Regions from separate parts of the Mus musculus genome. Here regions 2 and 3 are each linked to region 1. Evidence: chromatin loops called from intact Hi-C (ENCODE). Cell type or tissue: heart. All regions are shown on one strand. Links, peaks and the distances in the headings refer to the core of each region. The heading gives the core; the rest is flanking DNA.

The links. Peaks named below come from ENCODE experiments on the same cell type or tissue, not always from the same donor. Only the 100,000 strongest peaks of a DNase experiment are listed, where the experiment ranks them.
Region 2: a loop joins it to region 1, with 2.1 times the contacts of the local background. A loop is called at or near these places in 8 of 42 quality-filtered maps.
Region 3: it touches region 1 in a loop (8-fold over the local background); 30 of 42 quality-filtered maps call a loop at or near these places.

What each region holds. Positions count from the first base shown.
Region 1 is chr12:69,754,153-69,761,844 of GRCm38, forward strand. Cdkl1 (cyclin-dependent kinase-like 1 (CDC2-related kinase)) reads right to left here. Exons shown (of 10, transcript NM_183294.2): 4 at 5,946-6,018; 5 at 3,056-3,146; 6 at 2,294-2,494; 7 at 1-55. Among named protein-coding and RNA genes, the nearest start is that of Mir681, 5.9 kb to the right of the region's middle. RefSeq lists an enhancer at 3,257-5,110. In heart, for the core only: a CTCF peak has its summit at 3,886; DNase peaks (open chromatin) are centred at 3,779, 4,279, 4,729 and 6,119; H3K4me3 peaks cover 2,321 bases; H3K27ac peaks cover 4,120 bases.
Region 2 is chr12:69,803,207-69,810,898 of GRCm38, forward strand. It overlaps Map4k5 (mitogen-activated protein kinase kinase kinase kinase 5), which reads right to left. Exons shown (of 32, transcript NM_201519.2): 30 at 6,006-6,076; 31 at 3,992-4,047; 32 at 551-2,145. The coding sequence ends at 2,058. All of the region lies in intron 2 of 4930512B01Rik (RIKEN cDNA 4930512B01 gene), which reads left to right. Among named protein-coding and RNA genes, the nearest start is that of Cdkl1, 16 kb to the left of the region's middle. In heart, for the core only: no CTCF peak of the experiment used is centred there; no DNase peak of the experiment used is centred there; H3K4me3 peaks cover 282 bases; H3K27ac peaks cover 1,274 bases.
Region 3 is chr12:69,890,314-69,898,005 of GRCm38, forward strand. Map4k5 (mitogen-activated protein kinase kinase kinase kinase 5) reads right to left here and starts at 2,850. Exons shown (of 32, transcript NM_201519.2): 1 at 2,340-2,850. The coding sequence starts at 2,447. Atl1 (atlastin GTPase 1) reads left to right here and starts at 2,792. Exons shown (of 15, transcript NM_178628.5): 1 at 2,792-3,031. In heart, for the core only: a CTCF peak has its summit at 3,849 (motif pointing left); DNase peaks (open chromatin) are centred at 2,368 and 2,848; H3K4me3 peaks cover 2,134 bases; H3K27ac peaks cover 2,073 bases.

The DNA.
Region 1 (7,692 bases), core at 1,375-6,374:
CCACTGAAGTATTGATTCATGCTAAATACTTGCTGGTGCCTGGGAATGAGGTCCCCTTTGGACAAGAAGAGACAGAAGTGAGTGGGGTAGCGTAGGAAACACGGGGCTGTGCTTTCCCTCCACAGCCTCGTGGACCTGTGCCTAGAGGGGAAGCATCCACACAGCACAGCCTACACTGAGTTCTTCAGGGACAGTGCCTCGTGTCAGGCACAGAAACTGAGAGCGTCAGGGTATTTGATGACTCCAAACCAAAGGAGCTAACAGGAAGGTCCTCTGTCTCTGAGGAGTCCATTTCCAAATTGGAATCGTCTTTTCCCGTGTTGCTGCTGATCTCAGAAACGTTGTCGTCTAAGGTTTAGGGGCGCTTACCCTGTGAAACTCTGAAAGAGGTTCCTGTCCAATGCAGCTCATTCTGTAGCAATGGCAGCCGAATGAGCTGATGGTGGCCTCATGTAAAGTCCTAGGGGTATCACTAGGAAAGACTGGTTCAGGAAACTGCTTCTCTGGGCCACAAGTGGCCACTTTCTAGAGCAGAGAAGCAGAGGCCTGAGAGAAGCAGAGGCCTGAGAGAAGCAGAGGCCTGAGAGAAGCAGAGGCCTGAGAGAAGCAGAGGCCTGAGAGAAGCAGAGGCCTGAGAGAAGCAGAGGCCTGAGAGAAGCAGAGGCCTGACAGAAGCAGAGGCCTGACAGAAGCAGAGGCCTGACAGAAGCAGAGGCCTGACAGAAGCAGAGGCCTGACAGAAGCAGAGGCCTGACAGAAGCAGAGGCCTGACAGAAGCAGAGGCCTGACAGAAGCAGAGGCCTGCAGCCAGGGCCCTGTGGTACTGAGGCTCTAGCCTCTGACTAGATCGTCTTGAGTGACCAGTGCTACTCGGTTCAGAACTTTACCTCTCACTCAAATCCAGAACCTTGCTCTAGTTTGGATAAGCAAGCAAAAACACAGCCTCTAGGGTGTTGATTCCTATGTCTGAAAACACTGTAATGAAGCCCCTTAGCCCCTAGCTTTAAAAATGAATTACAGATACACACACACAGTAGAGACATATGTCCCCGAGCTGTCAAAGCCTCCCCACTAGGGCTGGAGCGGCAGGAGAGTGCCCTAAAGCCACTGGACGGAACAGCCAAGGAAGGCTGAGTGACCCTGCGTGAGCTCCAAGGAGGCTCCAATGTGCAAGACATTGGTGGAGACGATAAAAACAGGAAACACCACCGGACCCTGGTGACGCACACCTTTAATTCCAGCACTCGGGAGGCAGAGGCAGGTGGAATTTGAGTTCAAGACCAGCCTAGTCTACAGAAGGAGTTCCAGGACATCCAGGGCTACACAGAGAAACCCTGTCTCAACAAACAAACAAATGGAAATACAGTCTCACCCTCAGGTGGCCTTCAGTACTTTGGGAAGACAAAGCTCTATGGTGATTGCTGGTAATACAAGAGTTATGGAGCAGAGAAAGAGTGCTTTAAATGGCGTTCCTTAGCAGAGTAGAATCTAACTCCTGGATTCTGAAAACAGCAACCACTAGTTATGGATCTCTTTTACTGTACCCTCCTCCCTTTTCTCTTCTGTCCTTCCCATTGCCCTTAATTGTAGGAGGGGGGCACGGTGAACAAGACTTTCTTCTCGACACTTAGAAGGCTGAGGTTCTTCCTCTACGGTAATCTGAATAATCCAAAACTTGTCAGGCAGGCTGCAGTAAGGACATCTGGATGAATCACCTCATCCTAATGCAGGCTTAGCATCCCTCATTAAAAATTCTGAGACTGAGTGCCAACATGATCCTACAAGTAGGAGATGCTACACTCGACTCCAAGTGTCATGGTCAAATGCGGGCACGCTAGAACGATCATATAACCAGCCTTTAGGATATGGGAAGAAATGAAATGAAACATAAATGAATTTTCTGTTTAGACTCGGGTCCCTTCCCTTACATACCACATTGAAACCTCTAATGTCACAAACACTAGAGTCCCAAGCCGTCTGGATGAGGGATGTTCAGCTTGTAACATGGAAGCCGCCTGTGACCAGCTAAGTCCTTGCAGTAGTTCTGTTGCCAGGCTTAACACATTTAGAAGTTAAGAGGATCTGACCTAAGCTTAAGAGATTAGTCTATATATCCTGGACAATTAGTAAATTCCCAGTAATCATTAAGTCTTGTCATTTGAACAAACCATAGACACTTTTAATGGAGCCATTTCAGCGAGGCTGAGAAATGTCTGTTTCCTAAAGGTGTCAGGTAAGCAGGGGGTGTGGGAGAAGCGAGCAGGTTCTCTCAAAGTCAGCGGAAACCACTTACCCAGGGTTTTCCTTATCAGGTAGAGCTGATCCACGTCAGATTTTCCTGGCCATAGAGGCACTCCGGACAGTAACTCAGCAAACACACAGCCAATTGCCCAGACATCTACAGGGGGACCATACTGCGTGTCTCCCACTAGCAGCTCGGGTGAGCGGTACCACCGGGTGGCCACGTAGTCCGTGTAGTAGTCACCTGGTCCAGCTGGCCGGTGCAGAAACGTGGAAAACAGATCAGTGGAAGCCCGGAGTCAAAACTGAGCAGGGAAAAACCTAAGAAATGAAGCTTTTCCGAATCACCATTCTCAGTGCTAGCTGCTGGTTGTCATCACTTGGCTGTAGGATGTTTTAAATTACTGATACTTGGGCTTCCTCCCGGCCCAATTAATCCGAACACTTGGAGAGGGCCCAAGGCTACCCGCATACTTTTTAAAAGTTCCTTGGGTGTTAATCTATAGCCAAGATTAAAAGGCATTCATCTGAAGTATTAATTCTGGTAAGTATTGTTTGGGGGGTTGGAGAAGGCAGGAGATTAGCAGGCTTTATAATAACTTTTGTGCTACAATTTACATATAGCATACATATCTAAATTGTTGTGTATTTATACATTTTTCAAGTTATATTTCATTACAAGATTTGGCAGGAACCGTAATTTGTTGCAAGATTATTCCCGGGGCAGAATACAAGAACCAGCTTTCTGTAGTATGGAAACCAGCTGTCCCAGCAAGAATGTTCCTTTTACATTGAAGAAGCCGTGGGTACTCACTGAGAAGCCGTGCGAACCCAAAGTCACAGAGCTTAATGGCTGACTGTTTGGTGATGAGAATATTTTCCGGCTTCACGTCTCTGTGTATGCACTGGTTAGAAACAAACAAACAAACAAAACAAAATGTCATGAAGGTGCAACTCTAATATCTGCCACGAGTAAAGGGCTGGAATATTTAGCAGATATTGGATATATCAGTTTAATCTGCCATTGACCTGTTGGATACTAAAACAGCAGACTAAAATAAACCTAGTTCCATACCTACAGACAGAATCATTTCAAATTCTTGAGTGGCCACAAAAACCAAGAAGTGTGATAGGAAAAATGACTGTCAAGAGCCAGACTCAGCAAATAAAAACACGTGAGATACCTAGTTACGTTTGGATTTCAGATAAACGACTTTTTTTTTCAGTGCTGGGCATCAGTCCAGAACCTTAGCCGAGCACGCCACCTGACCTCCACCTCCAACCCAACTAAAATGTTAAGTATATCTCAAACAGTCTGCATTAGAAAAAGGAACTTTATATTTAACTAGGCATCACCCCTAACCTGCCTGCTGTCTATGAAGGGGGAAAGGACCGAAAGGCTTTGAGGCTTCAGCCTGTGGCAAGAACGACAGACAGATTGGAGCAGAAGCCCGGTTCACTGGAAGGCGGCTTGCTCGCTCGGTAAACAAGACAAGCCCTGGGCCTGCTGAGATAAGCTGGGAGAGAGAGGGCTGGAAGCTCGTGTGCCTGCCAAAAGATCGCCCTTCCAGCTCTGACATTTGTCCTGACAAGATAAACAAGAGCTGGCTGCGGCCTCGCCGTCCGGGGTGCGTCGTGGTCGCTAGGTGTCAGCTCTGTCCCACAGCACAGAGGAGCCCAGCGGGAGACTCTTGCATCCTGCCTCACCCGCTGGTATCAAGCTACATTCTTTAAGAGGGTGAAGCCACTACCAAGAGGAGCGCTTGAGGACTCCCACGGGACTTTCTTATTAAATGACAATGTCTTTGATAGATAGACAGATAAATAAATAAATAAATAAATAAATAAAATCTCTTAAGTCAACAACTTTTAATCAACGGTTAACATTTAAAATTGAGTTGGGACAAAATATTACTCCGGGTTCTTTGTGACCCCTCCCTTTTCCCAAGGGTTTTCCTCTCTGCTGGGAAACGCTGGGTCTTTCTGCCGCCCCAGTGACTGTTGGCCTGGAGCCTGCAACTCTTGAGGGTTCCTTGACCCCAGAATCCGGAAAGAGGACAGAGGCTCTTCGTGGGCGCAGCAATTCCCACTCCAAGGGACTTTTAGGGCGAGAGAGCAACGTTAGTGTTTCCCATCAGCATTATTATTCTGGAAAAAAAAAATGGAGGCGGGGTGGGGTGGATAAATTACCTTATAACCTACCTATCTGGTTCTCAGTAATCGATGGCCCTGGGCTCTGAAGTCTTTCACCAGCCATTTTGCATTTTGCTATAAATAGGTCCTTCCATGAATGTCGTGATGACATATGGGCAGAAGGACTCAGAAACAAGAATGTGCTCCACCCCCCCCCCCTTTGTTTGGGAATTCTTTCCAAGCTCAGCACCCTCCCCCCATCAGCCCCCCCCCCCCCCAGCACGTGGAGCCCAGCAGCGTCTGCGGCTCTCCAGAGAGCTGTGGTATGCACTGTATTTATCTTCACTTTCCTCAGATCTCCCCCACCAGGGCTGGCTGGCGAGCTTTCTCGTTCTTTCTGCCCCCTCCTCTCCCCTTCCCTCTGTATCCTCCAGCCCCACTATCTGTCCTGCCACCCTTATGCTGAAACTTGTTTGTTGGGAAAGTGCTAATCACCGATCAAAGCGTCTAGCATCCACTCGTCCTGCCTTAAAATGACTGTTTTCACTGTAAGGAGTCAAACCCAAGGCTTCATGCAGGCAAGGCAAGAGGTCTAACCATGGAGCGACACTCCAGCTCTGATAAGGATTCTAGGCTTCCGATAATGAAAGCCAAAATAATGACTGTTCCCGTGTTTTCTCCTTGTAAGCAGCTTCAGGAAAACTTACTTGGGGCAAGCTCAGAGGGGATTTAACCCCTCGGGCCTGGGTGACCAATAACTGGAGTCCAGTGAAACTCTAAAATTCCCTTCTGGGATTTTGAGTGTTTTTAGTGGTTGGACTCTGATTCCACCCCCCCACACACACACCTTTTTCTTTTCTGCTATATTGATTAATTGGTTGGTTGATTGATCGCAGTACTGGGAATCAAACTCAAGGGCTCATTCATTCTGAGTACTTGACCACACAACTGGGAGCCAGCCCAGGAAGCTGGCTTCCATGTGTAGAAAGGGGGCAGCTCTGTGTGGGGTGAGAGAGGAGAGCAGATTTTTCAGCATCTATGAAGCCATGTCACATGGGCAGTCTCCTACAGTGGCTCCCCCCGCACCCCCCCCCCCGCACCCGGCCCCCCGCCCTCCCCCCAGTCCAGCTGTGGCAAAAAGGACCAGACGCCCATTTAACACTCCTATCTCACCAGGGCAGACACTAGGACTTGGCGCCTAGGACTCCACCCATTGTAACTGCAGCAAGCATCTGGAGTTACCTCTTCCAGTTCAAAGTCTTTTGGGGAAACCAATCCAATAATACAGACTCTCTAAGTAAATGGGGTTCCTTCTTCCTCACATTTTACAAATTAAAAACAAAAACCAAAAACAAAAAACGACTAGTTTTTTTAAAATGATTTTTATAATGTATGTTTCCATAAGATCTGCCATCTTTAAGTTCCTTACTCCCCTCCGCCCCCAGGCTTAGGAAGATTTTCATGGAAAAAAACGTATACCCACAAAGGTGGGGTATGAACTTTGAATAAGGCTCGGTTTTGGCTCAAGAGAAGAAGCCACCTGGGTGTTCAAAGGGGGTCGGGACACTTACGTTATGTTTATGGCAGAAATTTACAGCCTGCAGTGTCTGCCAAGTTATGTTCTTCACGAGAGGCTCTGGTACCCTAATAAAAACAAAAGAAACAGCACAAACACATTCTTCACTCTAGCCATGGACCTCAGCTCAAGAAACCCAATCCAGACGGGGGCAGGCTTTGGGACTGAAAAATCCCGGGAGACACAGCCTCCTCTGGATCCACAGGCCATCAGCCCACAAATCCAGTGTTGAGAATGTGTGACCAGCATGCTGCTGAGTTGTGGGGAAAGCAGGTTAACAAAAATACAAACTTGGATTTTAAAAACAAAACAAAACAAAAAACAGGGAGGAACAGTGAAATATTTCAACAAATATTTATGACCTGGGACTGCCTGAAATTTGAACTCCTCAGTTTTTTTCTTTGTCTTGTTTTGTTTGTTTGTTTTGTGTTTTTTTTTTTTTTTTTTTTTCCGAGACAGGGTTTCTCTGTGTAGCCCTGGCTGTCCTGGAACTCACTCTGTAGACCAGGCTTGTCTCAAACTCAGAGATCTGCCTGCCTCTGCCTCCCAAGTGCTGGGATTAAAGGCGTGCGCCACCACTGCCCGGCTTGTTTTGTTTTTAAAGAGAGGGTTGAAGCATGGTCTTGCTAAGGTGGCTCCAAGACCTAAAATTCGAGATCATCCTGTATTAACCTCCAAGTGCTGGGATTACAGGCTTGCACCACCAAGCCCGGTTCTATAATGAGGCCCTTGCTAGTTAATATACAGCACAAGAGATGGCGATGGCGTGCTCTGTGCTCCGGTTGCTCCAAACCGTGGTCCTGAAGCAAGGCTTCTGTTTGCGTGTTCAGCATTTCCAGATGCCTGAGTCACATGCTTTGTTTGTTTTCTTGGAAGGGAGAGGAAGGAGATTTTACTGAGACAAGGAGGAGGTTTATATTGCATACCATATAACTAAAGTTCAAAGTAACTGAAGACACAGAAAAGCATCGTGTTCTTTTCCCACACTGCACCTCTCTTCTCGTCACCCTCACGCCGTGCTTCTCTTTCCTCTCCTCTGTCACAACATCTAACCGTGCCAATTCCCCAACTCTTCCGCACAGATTCACTGCCGATTTAACCAGGACAGCCGAGCCCTGCCAGATGCCATGATGCCGTGCGCGCGCACGAGTGTGTGTGTGTGTGTGTGTGAATTGGGAAAGGGCATCTCATGGAAAAGCAGGCTACTGTACAAGACAAGGGATGATTAGAAAGAAAGTTGTTCTGGAGCAGAGGCTCACCCTAAAGCTGTAGCTGTCTGTGGTACCCAGTCCCAAACAGGGCTGCCTTGTCTGGCCTCAGTGGGAGAGGATGCGTCTAATCTGGTAGAGATTTGATGCACCAGGGTTGGGGGCTACTCAGGGGTGACCCCATCTTCTCAGAGGACAAGGGGAGGATGGATGGAGGAGAAGTTTCACTGAAGGGGGAATCGTGAGGTAGGGCAGCGCTTTGGATGTTAATTAATTAATTAATTAATTAATTAAAAAAGAGTTGTTTGTTTTTGGAGACAACCCCTGGACACACATGCTAGACTTATTATTTTTATGAATCAAAAATTAAATGGTGTTGTGGCCCTCAGCCAAAATTACTATGAAGTGGACCAGGGAGGAAACTGTGTAGATGTGTTAAAGGTGATCACACAAAGTCACTTCTGGCCCTTGGTAGAGGCCATAAGGCCACTATAGTCACAGACCAGATGTGCAGGAAATCCTTTCAGGCAAATC
Region 2 (7,692 bases), core at 1,420-6,419, 49 kb after region 1:
CCGTGCCACCTTCTTCCTGTGATTGTCCAATGGTTCTGCTGTCCCACCAGCTTGTTTCCTCAAGAGCTCCCCCCCCCCCCCCCCCCCGCGCCTTCTCTGTCACTCTCACTGATTGCTCATTTTTCACAGCATGGGACAGAAGACTGACTGACCGCAAGCTCTGGGCACAGCACAGCTTCCATTTACTGTAATGTTTTCTAGCCATGCAGCTTGTGAGCAGGAGGCCTTGGCCAGGCCCTTTCTTAGGTCTTTTCACTTTCCCGAGTTAGAGGCTTGTCTGTTGTGTGTGGCACTCCTCCTGAGGAGCCCATTTAACACATCCCATGTAAACAGCCAATGTGCATTCTATTTGACTATTGGGGGTGTGTGTGCAGGCACACACTCATTGGGGTCAGGTGACAACACTGTGGAGTCAATTCTTTCTCCCTCCACCTTCACATGGGTGGCTTCTGGGGACCAAAGTCAGGTTTGCATGGCAAGAACCTCTATCCAGTGAGCATCTTGCTGCCCAACCCCAATATGTGCACTTTAAAGAACAAATACTTTATAGTTCATTTGCGTAACATTTTATTACTTGTATATTGCATAGTGAAAAGAGCAGAGTCGGAGGACTCTTGGTCTGGCTCAAAGAACTAACCAGTATGTAACGTGTAAGTTGTTTAACTTGGTTAAACTCTTACCTCCTCATTTGGAAGGTGGAGATGATAACATGGACTTTATAAAACTGTAAAGATGAGATAGGTACATTGTTTTCCTCAAGTATCCGGTCAGACTACGTCTATCGTTTGCTACTCTTAGCCCCTGTGTTCATTACCTCAATGCTAACTGTTCTTAATAAATGCATTAAGACAGCTGGTACCAATAAAACACATCAATTCTGAATACTAAGAATTGTAAAATAAAAACAAACTAAAAGACAACCCTATCCTTTTTTAATTTTAGTATACTGGTTTTTTAAAAAATATAAAACAACATCATTTATCTATACTATCCCATCAGAAATTCCAATTTCACTTAAAGTTTTTTTTTTCCTTAAGCCTACTCACAATGAATATCTATGTATGTGAAAACCCCAAGATTACACGTGTAATTACTTTCTCCCTTGGCATAACATAAGTAAAATACATAATATGGGCAGTTAAATACTTTTTTCCCAAACATTAGGGGTCATGATATATATAAAGATTAATTTCTTATGCATTATCCCTAATGTAAAAAACAAAATCACAGGTATATTATACTGCTTGTCAAAACTCCGGTAGTCACACCTGGACACTACACGTCCCTGCTGAGGCTTTGTGTCCACCATCAGTATTTCTGCACGAGCCCTTACAACCATCTGGAGTTGGAAACCAATTCCCGTTAAGGCAACCCTGTATGAAACTGTCGTAAAATATTCTGTTAAGGGAAGCTGTATGTGCTAGACCTCCAACACGCCGCCAGGAACCCCCAAAGCACTACTCTGAGAAGGTAAACAACATTTTCACACATTATAAAAAATTTCAGCTGCTCTGCAACCTTCCTTTGCTAAAAGTTAGAAACATTACACCACTCCAGCAAGAGATTAATAAATAAGGATTAAATATTCTATCTTACAAAAACATACAGAACGGCCAATGTCAAAGTGAAAGGCTTGTTCGATAACGTCTTATCAAATTATGTTCACTAAGAAGGAGTAAGACATGGTATAAAATGATATAATGCTCAGTAAACTCCCTCTCCAGAGAATCATGAGTTATTTAAAAACACCATGGCACCTTGTTACAAACATTGTTTTTTAAAAAGGACTGTGTTTCTTGGAACTAGAGGACTATTTGTCTCATAGCTTTTATTAAGCAAACTTGATATAACCACCACACAGTGGCAAGAGATTGACTAGCTGTTTCCAGCTACAGAAAATACTGAATTCTATCCTAATGTACAGTTCATTTGATATAAAACCCACAATAATTAAAGCAAGTTACACTGCAGTCGGCACTGAATTCCCTTAACACACTCTTGTTTTCAATGGAACATGTTCATTCATCCTCTTGTCACTTGGAATTCGCCTCTGCTGCTTAGTAACTGTTTTCATGTCCAGCCAGGATGTAGAGATTGCTGTGTGCTGCAGGGTTTTCTGTTGGCCGGCTTTCCAAAACCACCACCCTAAAAGAAACCAAGGAAAAGCTTAAGTATTCACATGGCGTCCCCCATAGCCAGGAGAACCAGCTTGTTCCACAGCCAAAGTCATTAGCGTGCTCCACAACTTCTAGCACAGCTGAACAAAGTTGTGTTGTTTTGTTTGTTTGTTTGTTTGTTTTCGAGACAGGGTTTCTCTGTGTAGCCCTGGCTGTCCTGGAACTCACTCTGTAGATCAGGCTGGCCTCGAACTCAGAAATCTACCTGCCTCTGCCTCCTGAGTGCTGGGATTAAAGGCGTGCACCACCACGCCCAGCTTTTTTTTTTTTTTTTTTTTTTTTGGTGAACAAAGTTGTTTTATATAAAGTATTGTCACGGTTGGGGATAGTTCTCACCTTATTCCCACTGAACACAAATATGCTTACTCAGTTATGCCAACAACAGCTGTGGCAAATGTCTCAGGCATCTATACCAAGAGAAGGAGGGCTAGAGAATCAACAGAACCCTAGGAGGACCTGTGAACTGCACACAAGTTCTTTGAAAACAAATGGTTTAAGACAAAGAATAGCGTGCTGCCTGCCCCACCTCTCCCTTTTCCCAGGAGCGAAGACAGGGAGAGCATCAGCGGACTGAAGGGGGGGGGGGGGCGACCAAGAGCTACTCCACAGCATTTGAATTATGAGGAGAGGTTTAATAGAATAAGATATAATCCACACAAAGAAGGAAGCCTAGAGGGCAAATGGAAGAGACAGTTCACACACACTGAATATTTTTTGTGTGAATTTTACGCAATAAAAACATACCTTATACATTGTGGAAATGTAGAAGGAAAAAATAAAATTACCTGTCTGCCCAGAGTTAACCACTATTAATAAATATATAAGCAGGCAAGGGGATTTCTGAGGAGCCCAACTACCTAAGTTTTATTCTTGGGACCCACGTGGTAGAGAGAACCAGTTCTTATAAGTTGTTCTCTGATCTCCACATGTGTATACACACAGACACACTAAAAGTTACAAAAACTTCTGTGCATATATAAAGAACCAAGGGGATGCCTAAACAAGAAGATGAGCCCAAGGAGTCGCAGTTCAAAAATGAAATTTTAGAGCAAACTGTGACAGAATAACGAGACGTTACAAAGGACAGTCAGGCAAGGAGAAGAGTCCGGGCAAAGAGGAGAGAAAAGCATCAGCCACGAGGTGTTATGTTCTACCACCAGAATCCTCAGAGTTACAGAGCCACAGCTCAATGGCCAGCCCCTCCAGCAGCAGAGTTGACCCTCCAGTTCCTGCTGACTCCTGGTTTGTGGTCACAGTACTTACTGTCGTGCCCGTGGCTGCCATTCTCCTTCACTGAGGTAACCACCATTTTCCAGAAACTCCTTTCTCCTTATAGCCTCCCTTCAAAGAGTCATTCACTCTATTCTCCCACTCCTTCATCACGCGGCTAACGCTTAGGCAATGTCAGATGGGACCCGCTAACATCTTACAGTAAGAATGCTTTCCAGACAAGGTGAGCTTTTTATGACACAAAACTAACACCTGATGGTTTCTGTAATACTTATTAGAAAGAAACACACCAGGAAGACAGAGTGGGAACTAAGGGATGCGAAGTCTTGTTCGGGTCAAATGGGGGTGAGCACTGCTATCTACACATGTTGCCTTGGCCGAATGTAACTGTCTCTCAAAGCACACCTCTCACCCTGAAAAGACTGGGAACTCAACAAACTAAATCTCACTCACTCTCTCAATACAATCGTCTCTCTAAGTTGATGAGCCCTCTAAGAATTCTGATTGTAACCCGACACGGGCTGACAGTTTAGTCAAGAGTTTGATCATTGCTACTTTCACATAATTATATTAATACAACCAACCTGTCTGATCCCAGCAGGCGGAAAACCCTGGTCTCATCTGAAATTTCCTGGGTAACCTGTGGATGAAAATAACCATCAGTAAACTATGGCCCCAGTACTGCTTACACAGTAACTTAACAATCACTTAAATCTAGCAATGAAAGGGAATAATTTTTCAAAGCTATAATTCCCCAAATCAAATATATTTCAATTAAGTTTGTTTTTTGACTCTCAGTAGAAATGGGCCAGTATTTACAGAGCATCTAGTCTGGGTCAGCTGCTTTCTGTAATTTCTGTAAGGACTCTGTGTGCATGCATTTGAATTCTTTTCTTGTTGGGACCCTCCCCCTCCCGCAGGCCAGAGAAGTTAAAAGTTACAAGAAGGTCATGTAAGCCTTCCGTGCCAGTGAGGTGCTTTGGGGCACCCTGTTGCTCTTGCCCAGTGCCCGGGGTCATCCAGTGTTAGATGACATTTTCTGCTTTCTGCAGTCTTCAGAGCTGCACCACCACACACAAGCACTTCCCAAAGAGTGGGGACTGTGGTGCAGCCTCTATCCAAATGGACAGCCACTGTGTGCCAGACTCCACCTCCCTCTTCTGTAACGGAGTCGCTGCTAGGGTGCGGTCAGCATCACTCACGGGTGCTCCCTCTTGACCGACCCCTGCTGCACAGACAGCTGCCTACGGACATGATGTGCTTTTGATGTTCCCCTCTTGCTATTTTTACGTGTCTTATTACATCGCTTGTTTTCTAGAACCTTTTCCTAGATAAAGTATCTCCACTTGGGTTGTTATCTTGGTCTGGCTCTTGGGGAACTCAAATTAACCATTGCTATGATTAGTGTAAAAAGTCTGTTAACCGGAACTTGTAGTCTGGAAAGACATAATGAATGTTAATCTGCAAACAATTTAGGCGCTGTATACTCCAGGGGGCTAATTTTTATGGTATGAAGTTGAAATACTCTAATTACTGTGGAATGTTAGTTTATGGCAGAGGTTAAACTTCAACTAGGTGTACGTCAAAGGATGAGAATATCACAGAAAGGCAGACGTGCAGAGAGTAGTTAAAGTGAGATGCGTTACAAGCAGGCAGCTACATGGCTGGGCATGTTGGTTAGCAGAAAGCCCCTTCCTTGCATGCCTGAGACCCTGGGTTTGAGTTTTCCAAAGATAGAAATGACACAGCGCAGAGCGTGAGAACAGCTAGCACGCTCAGTGTGCTGGCTGTGCTCATGGACTCTAGGGAAAGCCTGTCTTGAACACAAAACAACAACAGAATAATTAGCACTGTGGCAGTGAGCAGGACTACAGATCTCACTAAATACAGGGACCTGGTGACATTTAGTGACCCAGGTCAGTAAATAAACCAACTCACCAATGACTGCTGGTTTATAACATCTTTTTCTTAGAAGTATAAATATTTATTAAAATATAAATAAGGGTATAGATAAACTAAATTCAAAAGCAAGAAGGTCCCACTTTCAGGCAGTCCCGTGGATTTATGAGCCTTTGGTGTAGAAGAATCTGACATCGGGAAATGCTTCCCTGAGGGCTGTCCCTCAGGGAGGGAGCCAAACTCTCCTCTGCATAAAAGCACCCTGATCATCTTGGCTTAAAGTGATGCTTGAAGACCTTCCAACCTAGGCTCTGCCATTTCATTAGGCACGTGCCTACTTCACTGAATCATTTTGAGCCTTAAATATGCTAATATTTGCAAACTGCCTGGAACATAATAGGTCTTATATATTATTTATAACAATAGTAGCTATGAAAAATAGTCACTAAATTTTGAAAAATGAAGCGAAAGGAATGAGGTTGTGCAAACATTTAGGAGTTCCTCATGGCTACTGGGGATTCAAAACCAAAGTACCAAAGTGAACATATAGGAAGAGAGAACACTGATGCGCATCCTGCCAAGCTACGGCATCCAAGGCACTAAGCAAAGCCATGTGACTCAGAGAGGACAGGAGAACAATGAACATTTCGCCATTAAAATCTAGCGTAGGAGTCAGGGAGGTAAATGGTGCAAACTTACCTCATCTGATTTGAAGCTTTTACCCTGCATCCCGTGTTTCCAGAAAGCCAACACGCTGTCTTGAAGGCACACTGAGAAAGATGAGGGGACATGTAATGGAAGCACAACAGAGTTCCCCAGACTGTCTTGGTTTTTGCCTTTTTTTTTTTTTAAAGAAAAGATTTACTTTTATTCCTTTTAATTGTGTGTGTGTGTGTGTGTGTGTGTGTGATGTGCGTGTGTGCAGGTGTCTGCGGAGACCAGAGCCAAGGGATCCCCTGGAACTGGAGGTACAGGCCAGAAAGGGTCGCTGGGAAACTCCAGCTGCAGGCCTTGCTCTGCAGCCCTGAGCCATCTTTCTGGCACCTCCCTAACTTTTTAACAAATGATAATGTAAGGCTTTTCAAGTGCTTGGGGCAAAATTCCACTGTCTAGACCATTACTGCTCAACATTTTTGTGACTAAGGAGTGTCTAAACTCAAGTAATTGACTGAGACAGTTACAAAGCTTCAAAGATGCATGTTGCAGGCATTTCTCCAACACGGGCTGACTTGATAAACTGAGTATTGGCTGTTGACTTCTCTTTCATATGCTGTAGCTTCTGTTTTAAGTGATTAAAACAGTAAAAACATGCAGTGGGGTTTTGGATTTAAAAGAAGTTATTCAAGTAGCTACAAGCAGGTAACTTTTATGTTCATATTTTCACATTACAAAATTAATTTAAAAAAATAAACCCACTTCATAATCCAAAACTTAATCACGTTGAATATTGTGACCTCAGGCAGTTGCTAAGTAAGTATCTTATTATTTACTGACTATTCTTGCAACTAGAATTAAAAACCACAACCATAAACAAACATAACGGTGGAAAAGAGTCAAGATTACTCTTCCCTTGTGCTAGGGAGCAAATGGAGGGGGCTTTGTACTCGCCCGACAAGCACGCAATCCATGCTGCTCATTGGGATAATAAGACCATGGTTAGCGCATGAGTGTCTGGGACACAACACAACTCAGCCTAATAGAGACAGAAGCATTTGACGATGACAGATCGCATGCTTCCCTAGATGTGACAAAGCTTAAAATGTGTCACCATTTTAAGCTTTACTGAAATGGGGTGGCGGCCATCTAGGAGGAGACTTCTGTCCAACAGTAAAAATTCTCCAGACAGTGGGGCACACGTGACATCAGTACATCTCAGCTAAGAGGCTGAGGATCTACGCCACACTCCTTAAGGATATTATGTCTTAGAGCCTGACATGCCGTATGCAGTGTTTAACAGGGACGGAAGACACAAGCTTCCGAAGTCCCTTCTTTCTGACTCTTCAGATAGCTTAGGGTTTCTGCCCCAGCGAGTTAGGTACTTTTCTATCATCTGTTACACAAGGACACAACATATTTACCCACTGTGCACAAGAAAATTCTAGTTTAATATGAGAAGCTCAGGTTAGAATAAAAAACAAAACCAGAACCCCCCCAAACAAACAAACAAATAAATACATTAATTAATTTTTAAAAATCCAGAATGTTTTTTAACTAGTCAGAAACATTTTAAAAAGCTATATACAGGTAATTATATAATATACATATATATTTCTTTTAAGTACAATAAATATTTGGCTCTATCATATTTTTTCCTCACAATTTCTATTCTCCTGGGGAAAAATGCTGACATATCAGCAAAAAAGATGGAAGTAGAAATTCCATTGTT
Region 3 (7,692 bases), core at 1,420-6,419, 140 kb after region 1:
TTATTGTTGTTTAAGGAAAGCCTGCAGGCCAGTGTGGTAAGAGCAAAAGGGAGAGGGAGAGTGGTGGGTGAGATTAGGGGTCAGGGTGAGGGGCTGGGGCTTACTAGAACCAAGAACTGTTTTCCTAGACAGCAATGGTGGCAACAGGTGGAGGATGGGGGAGGGAGGTGATCCTCAGGAATTAGAACACACCAAACAGAAGGGCACACGAGTGTCTAAAGGCTGCGTGGGACTCAGAGGCTGGCCTAGCCCTCAAGTACACGTGATAACGTGAGCTTGATTGAGAAAGGTGGGAGGCCCAGGTGGGGTGGGAAGCTTTCAGCCTCTGATGTCTGTTGAGCTGTGGAAGTGAGCAGCAGGACCAGGAAGCAGCTGGGTAAGAAGAAGCAGGCAAGCAGGCAGGCAGGCAGGCAGGCAGGCAGGCAGACAGCTGTCCTTTTAATGTAAACATTGCTTTCCTAAGGAAGGATGCAGTCCTTCCAGAGAGCTGCTCTGAAAAGAAAACCGTGGAGGTCTTAGCAAGATCCTTGTGTGGGGGAAATACTCCCTTTAAATTTTCTGTACCAGGGGAAAAAGGGGGTAGGGTGGGGCAAAAGCTAGAATTTAGAGTATTGTATAATTACTATGAACGGAACTGAACTGGTCTAACTTTCAGTGAATCATAAGACAAAGATGATTTAAAATGGGACCAAGAAAGCAAACAGGAGTTTCTGTTTTTTAAAGAGCAAGCATTTCCTAAAATGGGTAATGAGCAAATAGAGACGTTTGTGCTAGCTACCATTAACTTTCCATAAGGAAGGGGATTCCATTCTAACTGTGCACTTTGCATCAAAGGTAACCGAGGCCAGAGTCAGGACCTTGCTCACTGCTGCTGCACTGCTCGGTTGCTAGAACAGTGTCTGCTTGGGCCCAAATGCCTCGTTTTCAGGGGTAAAAAGCCTACCCAGAGTTCTTACCTCAGAATCCATCACCCCAAGGTACTACTCTCAGCAAAAAATTACTCAAAAACAAGCAGAGAAAAGAGATGTTTTCCTTGCATTATACCTGTGCAAGTCAACATACCTCAGTGGGGTCAAGCAATTACTCATGAAACACAGCCATCAGGGCTCTATGCAGATTGCTGTTTGGAACATACTGATACATACATAGGTCAAAATATCAAGCTGTTGCAAAAGGAAAATAAGCTTTTATTTGGGGGGGGGGGTGTTAGAGACAGGGTTTCTCTGTGCAGCTCTGGCTGTCCTGGCACTCACTCTGTAGACCAGGCTGGCCTTGAACTCAGAAATCCACCAGCCTCTGCCTCCTGAGTGCTGGGATTAAAGGCGTGCACCACCAACACCCAGGTCAAAAATAAGCTTTTTCTTAATCCCCATAAGGAACTGCACTAACTCTGCCCCTTTGGGACAAAGAACAAAAGCCATGAGGGAATATTGGACAGTGTTTTCCTCTGAACCCTTCAAAAACTTAGCAGACTTAAGAAATCGGTTTGCTTTGCTATGGCATGTTTTTTGTTGTTGTGTAACGGCAGATTACAAATTTATTATTATTTGTCTTAATATAAGAGACCAGTAAAAAGGGTAGCAGTAATTATCCACTCATGATTATGGAATGCTATAAATCCCATAGAGAGGAATTAGTTTAGTAGGAAAACCCCATAAGTTATATTCATTATTATCAACCAGATACAAAATGCCTAAACTTCTGCCAGGTGACAAAGGTCTTCCTCTAAATATGTTTAAATTTCATTACACTTTGTTTATTTCCTGGGAGTGTGTGAGTGTGTATGTGTGGGGGATCCGTGCTTCCACCAAGAGAATCCGGGGACCGTTCTGGGGTCCTAAGTAAGGTTTGGCTCTAAGGGCCTTTAACACCCTGAGCCACCTCACCGGTCCCCAAAGACATCTTCCTACAGGCTGTCATGTTTACACACAAATCCTTTTACTCCAGAACCAGATTACTTACAGTTGACAATTTAGAGTCCGGTTCCACAGAGATTTTTTTCAAGGCAAGTTCACCCAAACCAGTACAGGACGCAAAGGTCTAGATTTACAATACTCTTTCCTATCTACCGCCTTCCGCGAAGCATTTTCCCCCCACATCAACACCAAACCATCCTCCGGAATAACTTCAATACCATAAATACGCCTTAAAACCACAAAAAAAGCTCAGCCGTGGTCTGGAAGGTGCGGTTAAGTCTGCCGGTCGCTAGCCTTAGAACCGATGGGGAACCCAGGGTGCTCGGAACGGTGCGGCGGGCTCCGGGCCGCTTCCTGGCCGGACGCTGTGGTCCGGCGCATCCCGGGGGTGCCCCACGTTCGCAGGCCGGGCCGGGGCCTCACCTTGTACACGTCCCCGTAGGTGCCGCTGCCGACCCTCTGCACCAGCTCGTAGTCGTGCTGCGGGTTCCGTCTCAGGATGTCGGCGGCAGGCCTCAGCGGGGCCTCCATCTTCGCTGCGCCCAGTCCGGGGCTCTGCCCGCCGCAGCCGTCTCCCGCTAACGAGGGCGCGCGGCGCTTCCCAACATGGAGCCTCGGCTCGCAGCTGCGCCTGCACCGGCGAGAGCGAGCGCGGGGGGCGTCACGGGGCGCAACCCCGGCAGCCTCCGGGCCTCGTCGGTCCCGCCAGGCCCCGCGCCGGCCGTACCCGAGAGGCCGTCCGTTCTTGGCCGAGCGCCGGCGTCGGAGACCCGCGTCTTCTCCGAGACGGCCGTGCGCACAGTCGCCGCCGCACCACGTTCCCCACCCGCGGCTGCGTCACCGGGAGACACGTTCGCGGCCGGCGCGGATCGAGCCTGGCCCGCCCGAGAACGCAGGCCGCGGGCCCAGACTGCCGCCCTGAGGCCCGCCGAGTGCACAACACCCTGGACGCCGCCGCGCCCCGCCTCCCAGCTGCTTGCGGGGCGCCGGAGGCGTTCGTGCGGCGTCTGACCCGCCCAGCCTCGGCCAGGATTCGCCCAGTGGCCGGCGGACTAGAGGAGGAGGGTCTGTCCGCAGGCCTCCGGAGCGCTGCCTTCTGCTTCCTTTCGGTACAGGTAAACTGAGGCCGCCCGGGCAGGAGGTGGGGGAGTGCCGGGTTAACTAAATGCCGGCACACCCGACTGCACCGTCCTGTTCCACACACTGTTCCCGGTGGTACCAGTTCCGAGGCTGGACCGCACACCTGCAGAACCTGTCTTCCACCAGGGTTTCCCAGAGCCATTTTTGAAAACCCCAATTCCTTTCGAAGTTTCTGTGGTCTCTGGGCATCACCGCAATATTGCAAGTGTTAATGGGAGGAGTTTTAGAGATGCTAAAGCAAAGCTAGGGACCTTTGTCTGATTCTGCTTCCAAAGTAGGTGATCTGGGACAAGGCATACGTGGCAACATCCCAGTGTCCTTATCTGTAGCTGGAAGAGGATAGGTTTTGCATTTGACACCCGAGAAATGTTTGTAAACCATTTTTACAGCATTGTAAAGAGGAGTGTAAAATGTAAGAGGCTTTAAAATGTAAGAGGCCTAACTAACAATGCCCAAAATATTGGGCAGGAGTTATGAGAAGTGATTTGGTTAATGTTTCAATCTCTTTTGTAATTTGAGTTCCAGTCTTGTTCTTAAGGTAGAAATGAAGTTGCCAATTTTATGTATACTGGTAAAGTTACTTCTAGAGTCTTACAGAGATTTTCAGTTGGAAAACCAGATAAGGACTGGAAAGATGGCCCAATTGTTAGCAGCACCGGCTGCAGCTCAGAGGTTGATTCCCAGCACCTGCGTGGCGGCCCACTCCTCATTAACTCCAACTTGGGATCCAGAGTGGGCTGGGAGGGAGGGCCAACGCCCTCTTCTGGCCTGTGTAGGCACCACATATGCATATGGTGCACAGCTGTACATGCAGGCAAAACACAAAATTAAATAAAAATGTAAGAAAATTGAAAAAACTAGAAAAAAAAACGACAACAGAACAAATTTCAGATGACACGTGACTCCAGACACACTCTAATTCTGTTTTGAGAAATAACTTCTTATAGCTAATAAATGAAGAAATTAAATTAACACCTTAACGGAACAGAGACTGTATGCATTTTCTCGTGATCCACACACAAAGAGCACTTATTTAGGGAACATAAGTAAGCCCAGACTTACATGCCCCAGGGACAAAGCCTGTGTGTGTGCTGCACTGAAAAAAAAAATGGTTGAAGAACAGTTCCTTCTTTGAAATCTTCTTGGCACTTGTTTTGGTGGGCACATATTTTTGGCTTCGATGACTCAAAATCTCTTCAAGTGTTCTATTGGTATCTTAGTACTTGTTTACTGTCATGGATTTATGGTGGTCATGTAGTCAAACCCACCCTTACCCACTGTGTGACTAGGCCGTTGTGGGATATTCATGGGTTGAAGGCCTTCCACCACACTGGCCGCAGGATAGTCAACCTGGAGGGCCAGTGTTGTGTGAGGGGAGAGCAGTCTTCCAAGTTTAGAGTCAAAATGGGGATGTTGATCCTTTGTCTAGTGTGAGATGTATTTGCTCTTATTTATACCTGCATTATCCCGTAGAGAGTTTGAGGCAGCTCACACAAAATACTTATTTTTACACAAGATAAAAATAAATGAGAGGAAACTGCATCAGATTTGAAAGGGGGGAAGCAGGAAACCAGAACAATGCAACCAAAAGAGAGAGAGAGAGAGAGAGAGAGAGAGAGAGCAAGAGAGAGAGAGCACAAAGAAGACTTGAGGGTGGGTTTTCTTTGTATGCTTTTGAGAGGAAGATGAACAAATTGATCAAGAGAGGCGTATCTTTTCCTGATGCTAAGACCTCAGAGACATTTCCCTTGTGAGCCTTCACAGAGTGGAAACCTGAGTAGCCAGCTTGAGACAGAGATAAATATCCTCTGACAAGCCTCCAAGTGTATTGTTGTAGGAACATACTGTTTAAAATGAATTAGGTAATAAAAAGTTGGAGGTCACAAGTGAAGATAATTTATGTTGCCAGTAATGGCAGATCCATATGCTCTGACCATCAGCCAAAGAATGGATAGCCTGGAGAGACAGGCGTCTGTGCTGCTGGGAATCAGTGTCTGCTACAGTCATCATTTTCCTAGTACCACAGATGAAGCAAACAGGAAGACATTTGCTTTACACTAACTTCAAAGGAATTTTTAGATTTTTTTTTTCAGAACTAGCTGAGTTAATTTTAACAAGGTCAGTGATGTAAAGAAGTTCAAATTCAATTTACTTATAAGCTGTGAGTAGGCTTAATTTGAATCTTAAACAATTAAGCATGTAGTTTCCAAGTTGAAAGTTACATACTAGTAAGTCAGTGTAGCTAATGTTGAAAGAGCACTTACAATTGCTCAGTTTTATAGTGACAAGCTATGGAATAAGAAGAAACATGACTTAATAGGTATTTCATTCAAAACACACACACACACACACACAATAATACACAATAAGTAAATGTTTTTCAGCTTTTAAAAATATAATTTTGGCCGGGCAGTGGTGGCGCACACCTTTAATCCCAGCACTCAGGAGGCAGAGGCAGGTGGATTTCTGAGTTCGAGGCCAGCCTGGTCTACAGAGTGAGTTCCAGGACAGCCAGTGCTATATAGAGAAACCCTGTCTCAAACCCCCCAAATATATATATAAATAATTTTGATGCAATTTATTTATTTCTTGGGGGCCAGTGCTAATGCTATGGTGTATGTGTGTGCATGCCTGTGCGTATGTATGTGCATGTGTGTATGAGTGTGTCTTAGAGGACAACTGTGGGAGTCAACTCTGACTTTCCAGTATGTAGATCAAGCTCAGGCCATTAGGTGGAGGCAGCAGCTTATATAGGCTGTGTGGTCTCACTGGCCATATTTTCCAGCTTTTTGCTATTTTCCATATAACAAACTATTGTGGTTTACTAAAGGTTTGTTATGCTTTTCCCTCTCTTTTAATCTTCTTCACTAAAGTACTAGCTGTGATTCGTGATCTCTACAGTCAAGACTAAATGACAACAAAAATCAAGGCCATAGAATTTTTTTATGTTTTATGTAGTCTAGGTTCAAAATTTATTATCCAAGCAAAACTATCTAGTTGAAATCTTAAAATTAGGCTGCTAAATATGGAGGCACATGCATTTAATTCCTGTACTTGGGAAGCAGAGGCCAGGGCTGTACAACTGCAAGGGCCACACACTGTAAACTGAATAATTCCAAGGTCTCTGTCTGTTAAGAAAGGTACAGGTACTGAAGGTAATGGTCTGGGGTCCTGTGTCTGGGACCTGCTTCGGTCATTTTGAACAGATAGAGTAAGGATGGAAGTCTTAAATATGAGTTGAATTTTCAGCATAGCCCAGATGGAAAAGCTATGAATGAAAGAGTTAATAAACTTGAAGATGCTATAAAATCTTGCCAAATACTTACCTATAACTGAGATGTGTGTTGACTTGAGCATCTGCCCTTCCACTTGGGCTACTTGAAGCTGGTACATAATAATGGCAGTCTCACTTTTTAAAATTTCTGTTCTAAAACACCATGTCTAAAGAAAGTTATAAAATAAAGGATTTAGTTTGACTTTACATTTTTAGAAGGTCAGAGTCCATGATGGTGGCACAAAGGAACAGCTGAGAGCTCACATCTTGATCCACAACAATCAGGCTGAAAGAATCACATGAGTCATTTGAAACATCAAAGTCACCACCCAGTGACACACCTCCTCCAACAGGGCCATACCTCCTAATCCTTTCTAAGCAGTTTCACTAACGGGGGACAAAGTGGTAACATAGATGGATCTATGGGGGATGGGGGGACATGTATTTTCATTCAAACCACTACAATGGCTTACATCACTACATGAAAGTGCCAGAATTTCCCTCATACATTGTAAAGGAAAGACTCTTTAAATTCAGGAAGATGGAAGTGTTGGGCTTTTGTAGCTATAAAGTGTATTTCCAAATGCTGAGGTATAGAAGGTTGTATTCATATCTGGTAGATCTAGTCACTAGTGTTTGACTCACGAGGGCTCTGACCTAAGCGATGGCTTGATTCATTGGCAGGGTCAAAATCTGAACGAACGTTTGGGTATGTGGGAAACCGCGGAAGGTGGGACTTCTTCAGAGGAAACAGGTCACTGGGTACATTCCTTTGAAGGATAGTTTTGTGCTCAACGCCCTACTTGGTTTCTCTTCCCTTCCTGGCTGCTTTCAGGGGAGAAGCTTTGCTTCAGTAGGCCCTTCTGCCATAAACCTTTCCTCACCACACAACCAGAAACTATGGGGCCAGTTGACCACAGCTTATAGCCTCTACACGTTAAGTTTTAAGTGGTTTTAAGTGGTTTCTGTCAAGTGTTTTGTCACAGTAATGGGAAGGAGACTGGCATATCCTCTACTGTGTTCATCCTGCACAGTTATGCTCTGTCCACACCTCCTGCAGGAGGGCCTGTAGAATTTAATCCAACCAAGACATGGAGTGAAGAAGAACAGAGAGATCCTTTCCAACTTCACTGGTAACTGTTCTCAGTAGGTTGGAGGTGATGTTGCCACAGTAACACAGGGAGATTCTTGCAGAGGTCAGAAGACATAACTATCAAACAGATGCTGAGTACAGTTACTAACTATAGTTATAGTTGATAAATCCTCAAGAAGAAGTGATGTTCAAGGTATTTTGACTAAAAGAGATTGGGATGGTGGCCCATTGATCCTCAGATCTATGGAATAAATGAAACTATAGACTAC